Linked DNA regions of Homo sapiens: region 1 is linked to region 2. Evidence: chromatin contacts called from ENCODE Hi-C data. All regions are on one chromosome and are shown on one strand. The core of a region is the stretch at or near the end of the contact, and the rest is flanking DNA. Distances in the headings are between cores, read along the strand shown.

Evidence for each region. A loop is a pair of places that touch in the nucleus more often than their neighbours do. Pooled maps may share reads with other maps.
Region 1: a map of CD4-positive, alpha-beta T cell shows a loop between it and region 2 (14-fold over the local background). The contact joins the promoter of ZC4H2 here to the promoter of LINC01278 in region 2. A Hi-C loop is called at or near these places in 3 of 168 maps with a recorded cell type or tissue (CD4-positive, alpha-beta T cell, CD8-positive, alpha-beta T cell and naive thymus-derived CD4-positive, alpha-beta T cell) and 7 of 50 pooled maps.

Annotation. Positions count from the first base shown.
Region 1 is chrX:64,974,987-64,980,404 of GRCh38, reverse strand. It overlaps ZC4H2 (zinc finger C4H2-type containing), which reads left to right and starts at 3,955. Exons shown (of 5, transcript NM_018684.4): 1 at 3,955-4,080. The coding sequence starts at 4,028. RefSeq lists an enhancer at 3,892-4,435.
Region 2 is chrX:63,557,772-63,563,409 of GRCh38, reverse strand. It overlaps LINC01278 (long intergenic non-protein coding RNA 1278), which reads left to right and starts at 2,315. Exons shown (of 4, transcript NR_152613.1): 1 at 2,315-2,578. RefSeq lists an enhancer at 2,594-3,135.

The DNA.
Region 1 (5,418 bases), core at 2,706-5,205, 1.4 Mb before region 2:
AAATTGGTTCTCCCCTTATGTGTGTGTGTCTTGCTCACAGAACCTAGACTTATTTCAAGCCCTGATTGCTAGGTATAACTATATATGTATGCATGATCTTTGTAATAGCTGGTCTCTCTCACTAAATGGTAAGCTTGGTAAGGGCAGGGCCCATGTCTGTCGTATCTGCTATGAAATCTTCACTGAAACCTCGATGGTTCCTGACATATCATAGGTGCACAATAAACATTTTTGGGCTGAAAACTTTTGGCTCACTTTTCTCTTAGAAATGCTGATTAAGAAATATAATGAGAAATTTAATAAGTAATTTGCACTACTTTTTGAAAGGCAATTTGGAACCAAGACTGTTGTTGCATCTCTGCCTCCTTTTAGTTTAGTTCACTGTTGAAGTACAAAGAAATATCTGTGAATTCAATATTCTGGCCTCCATTTTTAAAGTCTTGATCTATTCCCTGAAAGTATAATCGAGACTGACTGGCTTCCCTTTTGCTAATTTCTTGCATTTTAATGGTATTAACCCCAACATACCCTGCCTTATTGCCTTAGCAATAAGAATAATGTTGGCCCTGATAAAACTAAGATTTTTTTTTATTTCTAACCCCTCAAATCAATCAGTTCTTCTAATAAAATCATGCATTAGAACTCACTGCTAGCCCATATCTTAAATATTGTTTCAGCCATTGCAAACTTCTGATCAATTGAGAGCTACTGAACACTTACTATGGAAAAGCCACCACCTTGGCTTGCAGATACTGTTTTAAGTGCTGCTTCAGAAGAAGGGGCAGAAGGCTATAGTTTCCTTCTCTTCCCCACTGTTTCTCTACAACATTTTCCTTCCTCTCACTGCTAGCCTGGATTCTTAAAATTCAGCAAGGAACAGGTGAGACATCTGTTCTCAAGGAGGTCAAGGAGCCAAAAGCAAACCAGCAGAAGCTAAGAGGCACATTACTCTTTCTGTATTTGGACATTTTAATTGTTACAAATAGCACAAACCTTCTTCCAAGCTCCAGGTTTTCCCATGGCCTCTTCTCTTAGATTAACTGCTATCTCCCTTAAATGTCCATAGTTGGAAGCATGGGACATGCTTGGCCCTCTGCAGACACCCTATATTGGAGTGCACCTTCTGGCTGAAAAGTAACAGAGGCATTCAGGCCCCATGGTAGCAGCAGCAGCTTGATACAGGCCGCATGGGGCCATAGGAAGAGCACAGGCCCTTGAGTCAGGAGTCTTGGTTCTGTTTCAGCCAAGTAGGGTGATGTCAGACAAGTCCTTTGCCTCTCTTGGTCTCAGTTTCCTCATCTGTAAACTAGGATTTCGGTGAGGCTTGAAAGACAAGATAGTTCCCAAATTATTACCAAATCAGACTCTAAACCCATTAACATATTTAATTGAAACAGATACATACCCACATCCAGACTTTTACCAGATGTGTGAACATAGTCAGTGGTAAGGATTCTTAAGGTGAAGGGGACAATGGAAAAAGAGAGAGACATTAAATTTAAAATCTCAAAGGCTGTTCATAAATTGCTTCCCACACATCCCATACAAACCCTCCGCTTCTCCCCAAGCCAGCATTAATGCATTATAAACCACTTTATGTTTGACATAGATACATACACTCGGGACCCCATTGTAGTTTTGGTTGCTATATATATATATTTTTTTTTTCCAGACACACTCTCTTCATTAATCTGCAAGTAACTTGGTCCAAACTGGGCACAGGCTCTAGCTTTATAACTTATTGTGTGGACATGGCAAAACAACTTTCCCTATCTGAGTCAGTTTTCTTCCTTCTAAAAGGGGATGAATCTACTTGCCCCCTTCATAGTGGTTGTGAGGATGAAATGATAGATTGTACATATCAGACTCAGCACAGTAGCCAGTACATGTCAGGCACTTAACGCAGGCTTGTTGCTTACCTCCTCCCCTTACGGGACAGAGCTGGGGCCAGTTCTTGGCTCTGGATCCACAGGCTTTGTGACTAACCAACTCAATGTTCTTTAAATACCAACTAGTGGCTGTACAAGATAGCAACCTTCAAGACAATAGGAAAATGTAGACACCAGGGAGAATTTTATGGTTAAGAAAGTTATTACATCTTGGATCCAAAGAAGAGAAGGGCTTTAATTTCTTCCCTGGAGAATGCTTAAAATCACTGTGGACATCCAGAATGACATGAGATTCATGTTCCACAAACTTCTCAAGCTCCTACAAAATACCAAGCCCTGTATTCAGCATGATCATGGGAATGATCTCATAGAGGCCTCCCAACAAGCCTCTGAGGTGGGCTCACTAGGTACATTTTTCAGATGAGGAAACTGAAGCTCAATAAAAGAAAGCACAAACTCAGAGAGAGTTCTGACTCACTTTTAGTTGGGAGTGAGTCACCATCTTCCTTTTGCCCAACGTCCAGCTCTCTAGGCCTGTTTGTGCACGCTGAGTAACTGCCTCTTACCTGGTCTCATGTCCTCTAATCATTCTCCACTTTGCTTCCAGAGTCCCTCTCTAAAATATTCCTCCATCCTTATCACTACCGTGCTTTGAAACATAAAATAATTAAACATTACTTGGTGCAGAATAAGCACTTAAAAAATGTTTATTAGGGCCAGGCGCAGTGGCTCATGCCTGTAATCCCAGCACTTTTGGGAGGCTGAGGCGGGTGGATTGCTTGAGCTCAGGAGTTCAAGACCAGTCTGGCCAACATGATGAAACTCCATCTCTACTAAGAAATACAAAAATTAGCCGGGCATGGTGGGTGGGCGCCTGTAATCCCAGTTACTCGGGAGGCTGAGGCAGTAGAATTGCTTGAACCCAGGAGAAGGAGGTTGCAGTGGGCCGAGATCTGTGCCATTACACGCCAGCTTGGGCGACAGAGTGAGACTGTCTCATAAATAAATAAATTAATTAATTTAAAAGTTTATTAGATAAATGTCTGCCTACAGGATTAAGTCCAAACCCTTTAGTCTGACATTTAACGTATTTCATAGTCTGGTTCCTACCTGCCTTTTCTAAATACTACATCTCCCATTTCTTTTTTCCACCTCTACACCTCATATAAGAAACCTATATTTCAGGCACTCTGAACCACTCATCCTTTCCTTTCTCTCTCTATTGTATCCTCACCTGGAGAGCCCATTCTCCTCTATGGTCTGACAAATTCTTAGTCACTCTTGAGACCTATTTACATCTTCTCTGCACAGGTTACACCTTATCTATTCCTGTATTTTGACACCACACTGTACTGTAATTAATAGGTAAATTTTCAGCCTCTTCTGTTCCTCAAAGGCAAGGATTTGCTTTTATTTATCTGCCTTGCCCGGTGACTCCTACAGTACTTCTTCCATTGACTGGCAAAGTCCGAGCTTAAGTAATTGTTTGTTGAATGGGTAAGTAGCTGGAAGTACTTACCCACTCTCCTTTCCCCCAGCTTTTGCAGCATCTCCCTCCTCCCATCCTCCTCTTCCCCACCCCCGCCCCACCCTAAATTGAATGCCAAAGTTACTGGTCCCCAGGCAGCAGCTAGCACATTCAACGTCTCCAAAGCTACTTTCCCTGCAGGGTTTCTTTCCATCCCCAAGGCGTAATTAGCGACTACCGCTAATCTTTTGCGGGTGGGTAGGTGCGAGGGCCCCCGAAGGGAGCGAATGGGTATGTCTCTCATCTCTCCAATTGCCTTCAGGAATATTTTTTTCTCCATTTTCCCACACACGGGCCAGACGAATATCCCCATTCCTTTGCACTCTTCACAACCTTTGACATAATTATCTATAACAAATTGATTTAAAGTGCGGCTGCAGGAAGGGAAACAGGCATGTCTCGCTTGGCCTTCTGGGAGTTGTAGTCCTACAGGCCCCCGGGCTTCCTGGCTGGCCCTGAAGCTCCGGACTACAGCTCCCAGGCCTCTCCAAGCCCCTACCGCACAGGCTCATAGCCCCAAGCCCGGAGGAGGTGGCTACATTGTGTCTATTGTATCCCTTGGCTGGTGTATTTGTACATCTCTCGGGACGTGAAATTGACAGTGAAAAGTATGGCAGATGAGCAAGAAATCATGTGCAAATTGGAAAGCATTAAAGAGATCAGGTAAGTGGCACGTTGTCCCCCTCCCCGCCCCTCTCCAACCCTTCGTTGCGGGAGAGGGCTAATTATCTATTGTTGGGCTGTTTGTCTAGAGGAGCTGGAAAGGGGCCCATTCACCACAGACTTGCCGGAGAGGTGAGGATGGGAGGGGCGCTGAGGAGAGTTGAGAGAGAGAGAGACCTCTTGCCAGATGTGGCTGAGAAAGCAAAGATGAAGAAACACGGGTTTGGTACCAAGACAGTTTTATTCTTCTCGAGGTGGAGGTCAGGGCTCTGCATTCATGGACACGTTTTTTAAAAGTACTTGTGTGCCCCAAGGTGTCTTTGGCTCCTTGCTCTTTAGGAGTCGGGATTTTTTTCCAGTCTCTTGTTCAACTTCAGAACCTGGAGTTCGGGAAAGGCTTTTGAGAGCCAAGTCTAGCGCATCGGGGCTGGTGGCTGCTGCCAGGGGCTGCCAACTGGGGGTTGCAGAGGAATCTCAGCGGGCGGAGCTGGGAGAATGGCGCGCGCTCGTTTTCCTTTCACTCACTCGCCACTTTCTTCCTTCCTATCCCGCGCTTGGGAGGGGGATGGGAGCAATGGGGACTGGGGACGCGGTCGCTGCGCTGATGGTGGGATCGCGACAGCTGCTCTGAGGAGCTGGAGGTGACAGGCGGGCTGGCAAAGTGGGAGTTGCCGAAGTGGAGTCCGCTACACGGTTGCTCCTGGAGCAGCTTTTGGCAAAGCGATGATATTGTCCTTGCTCAGAACACAATAGCGCCAGGCGGGCTGTGTGGGCTGGCACAAGGTCTTTCTTCACCTCGCCTTCTCAGCGTGAGCCCCTGCTTTGGCTTTTGCTCTCACTCTGAGAGTGGCCTGGGTCAAGCTCTCTCCCTGGAGTGTTTTCTGAGAACCCAAGGTGGAAGATGTCAAGTGTGTTTCTTTAAGAAATAAGACTTTGATCATGAGATTTAACCCTTAGAGTGCTGGATGAGACCTACACATGGTGATTAGTGGTGGTAGGTAAAGCACCTTGGTTTCTTCTTCTTCTTGAGGGGTTGCATCTCTCTTTCTACAGGAGAGGTAAAGGAAGGGAACTATCATTTATTGAGTCCCTTCCCGCCCCTGTGTGCCAGGCCCTTTGACCTACTTTTGCTCATTCAGCAAGAGTCCTGTGAGCTTCCTACTCCTCCTTTACAGCTGGGGAAATAGAGGCCCAGAGAATTTGAGTGATTTTCCCACAGCCACGCAGCTTGAAATTGCCACATTTTGTTGGTCTGCCTGCAAAGGTATTCCTTTTCCCACTATGTCCCAGGTAAAGTCTGGAAAGGAGAAGGGAATATGTTGCAATTTTTTTTTTTTT
Region 2 (5,638 bases), core at 1,066-3,565:
CAGAAACCATTATAGGTTTAAACAAACTTGGGATTGTTTTACAAATTGTTAAATATAACAATGGTAATTATTTCATTATGTTAATATTACATGTGTTTCTCACTGAAAATTTTGATGGCTAAGGTTTTGCAATTAATCTTGTATATAAAACAACATGAGGTAGAGAATAATTTAGTAATACTAGGGTATTTTAGGTGATTAGTCATTTTTATCGCTTTTGGAACAAAACTCACGAAAATGATTTTTAAAATGACTAATTTGTAGTTGATGAATTTGGGCTGAATTGCTTTGAGCAGAATCTTGCAAAGCTTTAAATAAATATCATCTAAACCCATTCATCTAGAAAGCCAAATCAATTGTATAAACTTGCCTGTACTCTGTACAGGTCAGAATACAGATTAATTCAACTGCTATAAAAATACTCAAAATAATATGTGACAGTCTGAGGATAATTTATCCATGGTCGGTGTGATGACTCCACGGTAACAGAGACCTAAAATCCTTTTATGTTGTTGCTCTAATGTCTAATTTAAGTACTGAACACTGTCATTATAGTGTAAATGTAGACATAGACAATATATAAATGAATGTGTTTGTGTTCCAATAAAACTTTATTTTTGAACATTTAAATTTAAATTTTATATAATTTGTACATGTCATGAAATATTTGTTTCTTAATTTTTTAACCACTTATATATGTAAAAATAATTATTTGTCCTCTGATCAAACAAAAACAGATAGTAGACAAGCTTTGGCCCTTGAGCTGTAGTTCACTGGCCCCAGCTCCAACTCTAGTAGCTCAGGTTATCATTTCCCCATCTTAGTCAGGTTGGATTACACTTTATGTTGTAAGCATACTTGTTCTAGATTTCTGAGGGGCTTACCTTTGTTTTCCAAGGACATTACAATCTTATCAGCTTCACGATAACATCATTGGACAAGATTTTCTTATCTGAAATACCTTGACAAGGTCTCTGGCAGTGGTCATGTATTTGATTTACTTTAGGCTGAGACAGTAGTTCCTTGTGGGTTTACTTCTTAATTTTCCAATATTTTTTGTCTCTTATTACTACTTTTAATCAATATTTATATAGTACTTATGTGGCAGTCGTTGTAAGTTTATTTAATATGTTACTGTCTCACAACAAACCTATGAAATTAGTACTGTTATCCTTATTTTACCTATGGGGAAACTGAGGCACAGAAGGCTTAAATAACTTGAGCTAATAACGCAGATAATAGCAGAGCTAGGATCCAAATCTAGGCTGCATGGATTCAGAGTCCACTCTGCCTTTCTAAACAACCTTGGTGTGTTGTTTTCTTAAATAAAAAATGTAGGAATGTTTCTCTCCAAACCCTGAAATATTTATGTCACCCACACAGGACACCTCCTTCTTGTACAGCTAAATTAGTATCACCAGTGTTCTTGGAGACCTAGGATTCCTGATTGAGGGATTCCTATGCTGCAATGTCTGTGTCCATATTTTATTTATTTATCAAATAGGTCTTCTCACTGCCAGACATTGTTTTAAATGCCTTATACACATTGACTTGTTTAATTTAATATTTACAACAAGCAATTAACAGATGAAAAAGGTCGCATAACTTTGTAAAGGGCAGAGCCAGATTGCAACCAAGTTAACGTCTTCGATCGCTATTCTTAATCTTTCTGCAGGGTCTGAGTCTCTTCATTTCTTACCAGCATGGGTTTCTCTGTTTCTTGCTTCAGGGACTTCACGACTGGTCACAAGAAATTCTTGACCTTGGTTGGTTCTGACATGGCTGCAACATGCTCTTTCTGACAGGAATGCATAGCCGAATATCAGGTTCTAAGCCCTGTGACAATCATAGGGCACATACAGCATAGATTTTGTTTAAAGAAATCTCTTTTGGTGTGTATATTCTTCTTGTTTAAGGTCTGAATTGATATTTGCACACTGCTATAACTTCTCTCATGAAGCATTACCTATTTTCAAAGCTACATAAGGTGCTGTTGTAATCATACGGTTTTGTTGTATACATAATCCCGCTTTAATTATTCATCATTATTTATTTTCCTTTTGTTAGTTTAATTATAAAAACAACACATACTCATTTTAAGAATCCTAATAATACAGATCTGTATGTTGTTGTTGGTGAAAAGTCTCCAGTTTTTTTCATCCCTTTTCTTTATAATTTCCAGCATAATGCCATAGAAATAGACGAAACTCTCAGCGGGCTTATTCTGCATTCACTGGCCATGGTGGTTTGAGGGTTAACTTTAAGAAGCACTCTCTCCATTTCAGCTGACTGCTACATCCGGGAGAAAAGCGCTATTGCCTGGGAAACTAAGTCACGTGAGAACCTGGGGACGCTAGGTTCCGGAACCTGACCTGAGCTGGGGCCTGTGCTTCCAGCGGGTGGTGGGGGGCCTGGTGTGCTGGCATCAAGTAAGCCGACTACCTCGGCAAAGGCTTAGGGACAAGAGACCAGCAGCCTGAACTGGCTGGGGCATCCGGAAGGCTTAGATCTTGTGGCCAAGAGTTCAGACCGTGGCGAAGTGGAGAGTGACATGCAGTTGGATGGCGGTGACTGCGTGGTAAGTTGTATTTGAACACCCGGCAGGAGACAAGAAGTGGGGATGAGCTAGGACTCATCCTCCCTTTATTGAATAATTTGCCTTTTTCCAGAGGGAAGGAAGCCAGACCAGCTAGCAGGACGCCAGGGGTAGGAGTGCGGGAATGAGAATAGGTGTCTGGAACAGGGCAGAGGGGGAGGGGGACCCTGAGGCGCAAATTCTTTTTCCTTACATGGCTTTTTCTTCTCGTTTTTCTCCTCTCTCACCCTCTATGTCCCCATTATTCTTGTTCTTTCTTTTCCTGGTTACGCATTTTCATTAATCCAGAGCCTTAATTCGAATGTAAACATTTTGGCTCCTGATCCAGTTCTCCGTTAACTTTCCTGGTATTTGTGATTTCGTGTTTGGTAGCGTAATAGGACGACTATAGTTAACAATAATTTATTATGTATTTCAAAATAACTAAAAAGCGGAATTGAGATGATTCTAACATAAAGAAATGATAAATGCTTGAGGTGATGGTTATACCATCTACTCTGATTTGATTATTACACATTGTATGTTCTAATCAAAATATCACATGTACCCCATAAATATGTACAACTATTATATATCCATAATAATTAAAACTTCAAAAATGTTAACAAAATGGCAAAAAAATCAGAAGAAGTTATTCAAGTATGGTGAGTAAACGTTTAAAAAGTGACTCAGCTTCACTAATAAATGCACATGAAAAAACGGAATAGCAGATTATGATTGACAAGGGGATAAAAAGATTGTTTATGCCCAGTGTTGTGCAGAGTTTGGGGACACTGGCACTCAATTACAGTATTAAGTGTGTAAATTAGTATAATCATTTATTGTTGGGCTATTTGGCATATGTAACAAACTTGAAAACCTCTTAGTCTTTGACCTAGAAATTCTACCCTTAGGAATTTTTTTTCAACACAGTTACTACTGAAAATACACACAGGTATGCACATACACATATAATGTGTTAATTGCAGCATTATTTGTAATAGCACACTTTGGAAATAATCTAAATGCCCATCAATAGTGAATTGGTAAAATAAATTGTGGTATAACAATATGATTGGATAGAATACAGCCCTTTTAAATGGCACTGATTTGGTGCCTGTGAAATAAGTTACAAAATAGGTTTTCTAGTAGTAGTCATAATATTATCAAATATTTCTTTACAATATATGTGAATACATACTTCTATATGAACAGAAAAAATGCTATAGGAAATTATGAACAAAACAACTAGCAATGAAAATCTCTGGGTAGTGGAATTGTAGCATTTGTTTTTCCTCCCCACTTCTGCTTTCCTTCTCAACGTCCTTCCCCAACTTTCTTTCTTTCTTTTTTTTCTTAAAGATCCATGTACATTTATTTCAACATTAATTTTTATACTCCAGATACCATTTACTTTCTTTTTTAAAGTATTACATATTAAGCAATACACAAGGTTGTAAAGAAAAATTCAACCGATACCATTGTAGCCTTAGCTCAGTTTAACAAGTAAAAATTTGATCAATACAGCTGAGATCTTCTGTGTAACCTTCCTTAATTCCATTACTCCAATCATGAGTTTGGGGTTTATTTTTTCTATGAATAATTTTTTAAATTTTTTACCACATGTACATTTATATCTCAGAAATATATATTTTACTTCCTTTAAAATCTAATATAAATGGTATACTGTATATATTCTTCTCAACTTGTTTTTAGTCAAAATATGGTTGGGAGCTTTATGTTGATAACTTTTATTAACAGTTAATTTATTTTCCCTACTGTACTGTTTCTAATGTGTAACTCTACCACAATTTATTTTTCCATTTTATGAATGACCACTTTGATTGTTTCAGTTTTCAGTACATGTATTTATGTTAATGGACATTGTAATGCATTTCCTTGCTCTATGAATTATTTGATGGATTACTTTGGAAAAATTATTTCACTTTTTTTTTTGAGACAAAGTCTCACTCTGTCGCCCAGGCTGAAGTGCAGTGGCACAATCTCTGCTCACTTCAACCTCTGCCTCCCGGGCTCAAGCAGTCCTCCCACCTCAGCCTCCTGAGTAGCTGGGACTACAGGCACCCACCACCATGCCCAACTAATTTTTGTTTGTTTTTGTAGAGACGGGGTTTCACCATGTTGCCAAGGCTGGTCTCAAAATTCTGAGCTCAAGTGATCCACCTGCCTGGGCCTCCCAAAGTGCTGTGATTACAGGTGTGAGCCACCATGCCAGGCCTAGCAATACTTCTATTTTATCAGTTGTAAAATGGGAATAATGGCTACCTAATTCTCAAGATATTGTGAGGCATGAATGAAGAAGCTGTGTAAAGGGTTTGAAATAAATTAACTTTCAACGATTGCACTCCTTTCCCATCTTCCTGTCATAAAAGAGATGACTTCGGCCTAAACAGAAAAGCATAACTAGCATACATTATTTTTAATTTTTTAATTTTATATATACATAATAGTTGTATGTGTTTATGAGGTAAATGTGATATTTTGATACAAGCATGCAATGAATAATGATCAAATCTGGGTAACTGGGATACCCATCACCTCAATCAACTATTATTTCTTTGTGTTGGGAGCATTCCAATCTATTCTTCTGCTTTTTTTGAAATGTACAATAAATAGTTGTTAACTATTAGTGGCCCTATTGTACTACTGAACGCTAGACTAGATCTTCCTTCTATCTAACTGTATTTTTGTTCCCATTAACCACCTGTCTTTATCTCCCCCTACCCAACTGCAATTCCTAGCCTCTGGTAACCACCATTCTATTCATTACCTCCATAAGGTGAATTTTTTAGTTTCCATATATGAGAACATGTGACATTTATCTCTGTTTGCCTGGCTTATTTCACTTAGCATAATGTCCTCCAGTTCCAGCTATGCTATGGTAAATGACAAGATTCTATTATTTTTTGTGGCTCAATAATTCATTGTGTGTGTATATATGCCATATTTTCTATATCCATTCATCCACTGATGAACACCTAGGTTGATTGCATATCTTTGGTATCATAAATAGTGCTGCAATAAACCTGGGAGTGCAACTAT